Regions from separate parts of the Homo sapiens genome. Here region 2 is linked to region 1. Evidence: chromatin contacts called from ENCODE Hi-C or POLR2A ChIA-PET data. All regions are on one chromosome and are shown on one strand. Each heading gives the region's core, a stretch centred on a gene start or an enhancer-like site at or near the end of the contact. The rest is flanking DNA. Distances are from core to core; before and after follow the strand shown. Region 1 holds the start of CHIC2 (cysteine rich hydrophobic domain 2). Region 2 holds the start of SRD5A3 (steroid 5 alpha-reductase 3).

Evidence for each region. A loop is a pair of places that touch in the nucleus more often than their neighbours do. ChIA-PET counts read pairs that join two places held with the same protein, here RNA polymerase II (POLR2A). Pooled maps may share reads with other maps.
Region 2: a map of CD8-positive, alpha-beta T cell shows a loop between it and region 1 (5-fold over the local background). The contact joins the promoter of SRD5A3 here to the promoter of CHIC2 in region 1. A Hi-C loop is called at or near these places in 1 of 168 maps with a recorded cell type or tissue (CD8-positive, alpha-beta T cell) and 9 of 50 pooled maps. POLR2A ChIA-PET finds 5 or more read pairs at or near these places in 2 of 52 experiments (activated CD8-positive, alpha-beta memory T cell and activated T-cell).

Annotation. Positions count from the first base shown.
Region 1 is chr4:54,062,347-54,066,358 of GRCh38, forward strand. It overlaps CHIC2 (cysteine rich hydrophobic domain 2), which reads right to left and starts at 2,259. Exons shown (of 6, transcript NM_012110.4): 1 at 1,836-2,259. The coding sequence starts at 1,954. RefSeq lists an enhancer at 1,667-2,167 and silencers at 1,967-2,096, 2,327-2,566.
Region 2 is chr4:55,344,691-55,348,929 of GRCh38, forward strand. SRD5A3 (steroid 5 alpha-reductase 3) reads left to right here and starts at 1,552. Exons shown (of 5, transcript NM_024592.5): 1 at 1,552-1,867. The coding sequence starts at 1,647. RefSeq lists an enhancer at 1,273-2,033 and silencers at 1,485-1,654, 1,865-2,134.

The DNA.
Region 1 (4,012 bases), core at 1,009-3,508:
TTATTTATTTATTATTTTAACTGTCCACTCCTAGGACCCTCACTTAGTATTTGGCCTTCAACTGGCCTGGGGTGGAGCAAAGACAATGGTCTTTTTTTAAAGACACCCAGGATTCTAATGGACAGCTAAGTTTGAAAACCACTAATAATTATTTTCTACCCTATTAACCTCTCCACGTAGCCAACTACAATCAAGTTTACTGATTACCTAGGTTCTGAGCACTTTGCCCACTATTGCATTTTCCACTTGCCCAACAAAGTGCTTAGCTTTTCTTCTCCTTAACAGAGGAAACATTACAACTACAGCGTCGCCTTTTTAAATGACAAAATTCTCTAGCTTTTCTTTGACATGAGGAATGTAGAAGGAGGGATAGATGGCATGACAAAGTTTGGAAATCACTTCTTTAAGCATCCACATACTCCTTAGGCTTAAAACAGTGCAAAAAGGTCCTAAAAGTCAAAATAAAATCAAATGGCAGGTTATGAATTCTGTGATATATGTTAAAAGTTTAATATCCATGATATTTGGTTATACTTCTTAAGCTGGTGACAACACTTAGAAAGTATTATTGTGGTGAATTAAATTCCACTGTCTTGTCATGGTGCTGTGATGGCAATTATGCAGTGTTTTTACCCTGTTAAGTCACCTGAACATAAACTAACAGGTACTAAAGAAATTAAAGCATTACATAAGCATACTCAAACAACAATATGGCTGGTCATACGAGAAATGCAATTATTTTGCTGACAAACTTATATGAGAAGTCTTACTGTTTCCCTAAGTTATTCACAGCACATCCCACTCACTCTTCACCAAAATATAATGAAGACTATTCCAGACATTCTCAGACTTGCTGGCTCTTTTGTTTCACTGAAAAGGTGAAGAAGTACAGAGATACCTGACAAGTATGGAAGTCTGATCTATTATTTGAACAAGAGATCTAAAATGAGAGAGTATCAATGTAATACATCAAGTGGTACAAAACTGTGGACTTCATAGTGAAACATTACAAAACTTCCTGCTTCCGGACAGCTCATTATTTGGTTCAAGGCTTCACATTCCTTTGTCATGGTCTTTCCGAAAGCTTTCATTCCTTATTAATATCAGACTTTTAATGTTACTAGTGGGACTTTCCAAATTAACAAGCCCCAAGTTCGTGCCCCAAGGAGGAGCTTCAGGACTACAATTTTCCCTCAGTAACCTGAGCAGAGTGTATGTCCCTCACGTAGTTGTTGTTGTTGTTGTTGTAAACATATTTCTTTCTGTATATCTTAAATTTGTGTTCAACTATATATTTTTATCACGTACAATTACAAGAACTTGCATTAGTTCTGCGGAAATTAGTGGAAAAACTGGGAGACCTGTGGGTATGTGTGAAATAGACACGAAACGGAGCTTCGCTGCCAATTGTCACTGGGGTCTCACACGGCCCAGATCTGGCCTCTGAGCCATGTCACTGGGTGCAAAGGCACAGACAACCACAGGGTAACTGGGCGAGAAAACAAGGAGGCTCCCTGTCAATACACGTACTTCCACCCTGAAGAGGAAGGGTGGCCCGCAGGGCAGACCCTAATGAAAACCCGTGCCTACTGGGATCGTCACATCGCCCGGGCCTGTAGGGCCTGCTAAAGGGGTGTGTGGAGGAGGAAGGACAGCGTCCGTCCCCACTTCGGAGACCCAAACAAATGAAAATAAGCCAAGTTCTCACTTCCTGGTTGCCTACTCTTTCGGAAGGCCCCCGACACCAGACGGACACAGGGGAAACGGGGCTCCCGTGGAGTAACGGGGCCCACCCCAGCCCGCACCTCCCGCCCTCGCCCTCCTCCGGGCCTTACACGGTGACGTGACCGGAGCCGCGGACGACCACCGGGTCCGGCGAGTACTTGAGCAGCTGCTCCTCCAGGGCCCGCTCCTCGTCCTCCTCTTCCTCATAGATTTCGTCGAAATCCGCCATCCTGAGCCTCCGAGCTCCCCTGCCCAAAGGGCCTGACTCCCGGGGTTGGCGCCGGGGTACCGGCGGGCGAGGCGGCGGAGGCTGAGGGGAGTCGCCGCTGCCGCCGGCTCCGAGGCCGCGGAGTTCGCTGTCGGCTGTCTCGGCTCCGGCTACAGAGGGGATGGGGTCTGGACCGTCGCCGCCACCGCCGCCGCCATTACCATCAGCAATAACAACAACACAATGTCAACATCCGCCCAGAGGCCGACACCTCCACAAGCACAGACGCCGCTGCCGCCGCCGCAGCAGCAGCAACTCAGGAAACCACAGCAACAGCCCGAGCCACCCGCAGCGGGAGCAGCCGGCTACGGCATCGCGAGACTTCCCGGGCCAACGGGCGGGCGGGCGCGTGCGTGGGCGCGTGGGCGAGCGGACTGGCTGGCGGGCGGGCGGGCGCGCGCACGTGCGGCCTCGCGCGCTCCCAGGCCACCGTCTTTCCTCTGCTTCTACCCGCAGACGGCGACCGGGGCGCGCGCTCCCGCCGGCGGGCCCCCCTCCGCCGACTTCTGGGTGGCGGACCCTGGGGGCGGCGGCTCCGCTGACTGGAGGCCGCGACCCGCGACTCCGACAACGCAGCTTGGAATGTCCAGTGGGACATGCAGTTCCCCAAAGTCATCTCTAACCAAAACAAACAACTGAAAAGAAAAGCCCTGGCTGGAATAGACACATTTTTGTGCGTGTCATTGCCAGTTTATCTAATAATCGCATCTCGCTTTTCCTCAGGTTTTGAGTCTATGATGAGAACCAGAGTCTCTTTTTTCCCAATTTGAGGAGTCCAGCAGAGACACTGCAAACATTTGTGCTCACCACAGGATTTTTCAAGACATCTCCAAATTCAAACATCTTATCCCTTGATCCCCTTAAGTATAATCCAATATATGAGGCCAGCGATGCTGGTATTTTTTTTTTTTTCTTACAAGAAATCTCACCGTAGTCATGCTATGAAAAAAAACTGATAAATTACCTGGATTCCATATTAGAAGATGCAGTTTCTTGCCCCAACTCTCTCACCAAACATAACCTGGTTTTTGTTGTTGTTTCCTTAAAATCTTAGGGAATTCCTTTCCTTTTCTTACCAGTTCCTACCACAAAAAAGACCTGAAAGAAAGGGCAGAGGAGAGGAAGAAAAGGAGGCAGGAAGGAAGAAAGGATAGAAGGAAGGACGAGAAGAATGAAAGAAGAATGGGAGAGAAAGAAAGAAGGGGAGGAAGGAAGGAAAAGGTTTAATGGAGTCTACTTAGCTGCCTAGTAACAGTTGAACGGTCACTTTGGGTACTTGGTTTCATTAAGCATATAAACAGCACAGGGGAAGGAGTGGGCTTCTGAGAAGAGAGTCCTGGACAGTGAGGATACACCATGGGAGAAGAAAGGATAGTTCTACTGAGCCCAGCGCTGGTCAGGCTCTTCAAGTGCAGTGTTCATGTCACAGTAGTCGGCTTTAGATGGGTCACTGTTGACGTGGAGAAAGTGCAAAGGAGGTCAATGAGGACAGTGAGAGATGCCAACCTCCTTTTGGAAACAACTGAAGGAAATGAGTGTGGTTAGCCAAGAAAAAATGAAGGAAAAATACAGTAGTTGTATCAGACTTATTGTATCCCTCCCTGGAGGGTATTTGTTCATTCAACAAATATCTACTGAACTCTAGCTATGTGGCAGGCACTGTGGACGTGTGTGAATGAGGCACAGGCCCTGACTTCTGGTAGCTTATCTATTGTTAAGGCAAGCAATTGTCATCTCTGCCAGGGGCTCATGGAGGAGGACACAGGAAGTGTCAGTGGGGCACACAGGAGGCAGCTTGGTCTGGTGTTTAACAATGTGTGTTCTGGAACCTGACTACCTGGCCTTGAATGTCAGCTCTGCCACTTACTGTGTGACCCTAGACAAGCCACTTAACTTCCCTGTTCAGTACCTGCCCCATTGGGATGCTCAGCAGATTCAAGGGCTTAAGATCGGTGAAGTGCCTAGAAGAAGGCCCAGTACACAATAAATACGGGGTAATAGGTGATGCTTAAGGCTCCC
Region 2 (4,239 bases), core at 302-2,801, 1.3 Mb after region 1:
CCTAAGAAAAATAAAGAAACAGTGAAGGGGTGCCAGGAGCATTGGCTCATGCTTGTAATCCCAGCACTTTGGGAGGCCGAGGCAGATGGATCACGAGGTCAGGAGATCAAGACCATCCTGGCTAACACAGTGAAACCCCATCTCCACTAAAAATACAAAAAAAAAAAAAAAAAAAAAGCCAGGCGTGGTTGGGGGGGCACCTGTAGTCCCAGCTATTCGGGAGGCTGAGGTAGGAGAATGGTGTGAACCTGGGAGGCAGAGCTTGCAGTGAGCAGAGATCAGGCCACTGCACTCCAGCCTGGGCGACAAAGCGAGACTCCATCTCAAAAAAAAAAAAAAGAAAAGAAAGAAACAGTGAAAGGGTGACTCCCGCAAAAGAGATCCAGGATCACTCAATAAGGCCTCATTGTCCTAGCTAGAATGCCAATTTAACCATCCTTAATCACCTGGCTGTCAAAGGACGGGTAAAGCCTTAGGTGTCTTTTGCACAAAGAAGAAAACTTTAAAAGCTTGCTCATTTAACAGTCCAAAGTCCCACTAACCTACCCACCCTGATGTTTATTCAACACACATATCGGGTATCTCATTGGGGTAAGGGTGATGAGTTGGCTACCTCTCCCCTCTTCCACTTCTCACCCACCACCCAATCTCAAAAATGTAAGCTCCAAATAAGCAGTGACAATTATCTTGTAAACCCCTCTGTCCTCAGTATCCAAAATGATGCCTGTCATACAGTAGGCATACAATACTTCAGAATTAACATTTTAAAGACTTTTAAATACTTAAAAGAGCTAGATTTTCACTTATAGTAAATAAAATCAGTGTTGTTTAAAATCAGTGAGTCAATAAATAGCATTGTCACTACCTGAGATAAATGTTACAGGAAACAGCTGATGGAATTTAAAAACTTTGCTTCTAAGGATTGGAACCCTATTGGTAAGCGACTGCTGTTTTTTAAACACAGTTTTTACCACTATGATTTTTATTATTATGTGCAATTACTTGTCTACATGTTTACATTATACACATATCCAACACATTTCCAGCATCCTAACATAATTATTCATTTTTGGGTGTGATCTGCCTTCTTTATCCATATATACACACATTCATATTAATATAGTTGTTTGCAATCATAGCTATGTATTTTTATGGTTGGTTTTGTTTTTCACTTCACATATTGTTTCCTAAACAGCTTTCCCTGTTTCTACACTCGTCATAATAATTCTCAATGACTGCATGATATTCTAACATGTCAGTGTATCATAATTTAGCTAAATAAACTAAAATGCAACATGTAAGGTTTCCATTTTTTGCTTTGGAGATAATGTTGATAAGAGTGGCAGACACGTGGTCTCGTCTGTTTTGCGTCTTTGCTTCTGATGAATCATATTCTGGAGCTCCATCTAAGAATCCCCATGCCCAGATTAGGGACTGCGAGCGACCACCCAGCGCCAGCGCGACCAGGACCAAGGACCTCCGCGGCTGAGCGGCGAGTCCGGGAGGGGCTCTGCGCGTCCCCGCCCCGCGCCGCGTCACCGACGTCCCGCTAGGCTGAGACCGGTGCGCCGCGCGCTAGTGGCCGCTCTTCCGCGGGCTAGCGGGCGGTGGGGGCGCCAGCAGCGCGGAAGGCGGGCACGCGGGCCATGGCTCCCTGGGCGGAGGCCGAGCACTCGGCGCTGAACCCGCTGCGCGCGGTGTGGCTCACGCTGACCGCCGCCTTCCTGCTGACCCTACTGCTGCAGCTCCTGCCGCCCGGCCTGCTCCCGGGCTGCGCGATCTTCCAGGACCTGATCCGCTATGGGAAAACCAAGTGTGGGGAGCCGTCGCGCCCCGCCGCCTGCCGAGCCTTTGATGTCCCCAAGAGGTAACCGCGCCCCGGTCCCGAGCCGCGGTGGTCAAGGCGCTGAGAGTTCGGGGCGCCCCGGCTCGCGGGCAGCCAGCAGGGGGCAGCAGAGGCGGGACCCGGCCTGGGAGGCCCTGGCGGGTTCCCGGGCGCAGCACGGCGCTCCCTCGGCCTGGCCCCGGCCATGCCCCGGCTGCTGCGTGGCTCCGGGGAGCAGTGCCCGGGTGTCCGCGGACGCCGAGGGAGAGCGGAGCCGCTTGCACTCAGCTGGAGGAATGTGAACTGGTAGCCGCACGGAGCCTTTCCCTGTGGGAAATGGCAACGCATCCGAATTTAGGCCTGGTCATGCGAATTTAGGCGGCAAATTGAAGTGCCCCTTGCCCCAAATTCTCCTTTTTCCCGTACCCTGCACTCCAGTGGCTCATACTCTAACTTGAGGTCACCGGGAATCATTTGTGGAAATGAAGTTAGGCCGGCTCTTCGGCCTCGGCTTCCCCCGTTTCTCTTCCCAACCCTTGCAGTGGGGACAAAGGACTGAGTCGCCCTAACCTGCACCTTGGCAGGTGCCCCTGGGGAAGGTGGCCCAAGGTGCAGGTCATAGGCAGGCCCGTCCCGAAGCTCCATTTGACTTTCGAAAAATTCTGTAACCCAGTTCAGCGAAGGATTAAATCGTCAGGTTTTAAATAGAGACCTGTTATAATTTTCTTCTTCTCCTTTTTCCACTTTAAATTCAGGACATAGCTGGAAAGAGTTGGCCAAATACTATTCGAGATGGTAGAAATAGAACAGTGCCCCTTAAGATGCATCTTAGGCCGGGCGCAGTGGCTCACGCCTGTAATCCCAGCACTTTAGGAGGCTGAGGCAGGCGGATCGCTTGAGTTCAGGAGTTCGAGACCAGGCTGGGAAATATAGTGAGACTCCGTCTCTCCTGAAAATACAAAAAATTGGCAGGGCTTGGTGGCGTGTGCCTGTAGTGCCAGCTACTTGGAATGAAGGCAGGAAGATCATCTGAGATCAGGCATTGGAGACTGCAGTGGGCTATAATCATGGCACTGCACTCTAGCCTGGGCAACAGAGAAATACCTTGTATTTAAAAAAAATTTTTTTTTAAAGGTTAAAAACATCTGGGTTGTCGCTTGAAACACTCATAGGCAGTGCCCCAGGTCCGCAGGCAACAAAGGGACAAGTATAATTTGGCTTCTAAAACTTGGATAATCTGCGAATTTTGACTGTCAGAGAAAGATGTGTCATGTGTTAACACAGAGAAGGGAGAACTAGGTCATTCTGAGGCACCCTAAAGGGAAGAAGTAGAAGTACATGAAACAAATTGATCAAACCTCCTGTTTCCTAGAGGCTCTTTTTAAGCAAAAATTACCTGTTATCCCATTTGTAATCAGGGTTGAATCCTTTTATACTTCACAGCAATTTATTTTCTGAGTTTTGAGAAAGGTACTAGTCTAGTGTACCTGGATTAAATGGCACATGTAAAATCATCCCCTGAACTTGCATACACCCCAGCTGTTGCAACTCAAGTCTGTTATTACATGACAGCCAAGAAAGAGACTTGGTACCTTTTCCTTATTCATTACTGTAACAGTTGGTTCTGTTTGGACTTCCTGTAATTTCTACTCTATTGTGAAATAATTTACACCTTTTTCTTCTTCCAGAATTCTACAGTAGAACCTCCCATAGTGTTCAAGTGCCCTTCCCCTCCTTCTCTAAATTTAAACAGACATTTCTTTTAGTACTGGAGAAGGTACAAAACATCCAGACCAATAATGAAAGGCATTTTTATTGTGACAAAAAAAAGATAACTTGCATCAAAACTGGCAGTGTCTCCAAAAAATTAATACATGTATTACTCTCTTTTTAAATTTTATACCCCTGTTTATATGAAATAGGCAGATAATTAGAGTTGGGTGGAGGTAAGAGTCTATGGCCTCTTTTTTATACGTCTCTGTATTTTCCAAAATGTCTTCATTCACAAGATGCTTATCACTTTTATCATTTAAAAAAATGTGCTAATGGCTAAGGAGCATGTGGGAGAGATTTTACTGGTTTATAAATAGTAACCACCATTGACTAAATGTTTACATATATGATTATGTGATGACTACTAAGGAGTACGTGCCTTTCCTCATTTAATCCTCACAGTGGACCTGTGAGGGAGATGTTATTGTCATTATTCCCATTTACACACATGCAGACTCAAGCTTAGAAGATAGCAGTTGTGCAGTGATGCTAGTACTAGCAAGGGTGGTACCTGAACCCTGCCTGTTGGAATTTAAATCCCAAGCTCTTATCCTCTGGTATACTTCGTGGGAAATATCTTGTACCATGTGAAGCTCAATCTGTGTGAAAGATTAAGTGAGAATGGATTTATCCCAGATGGT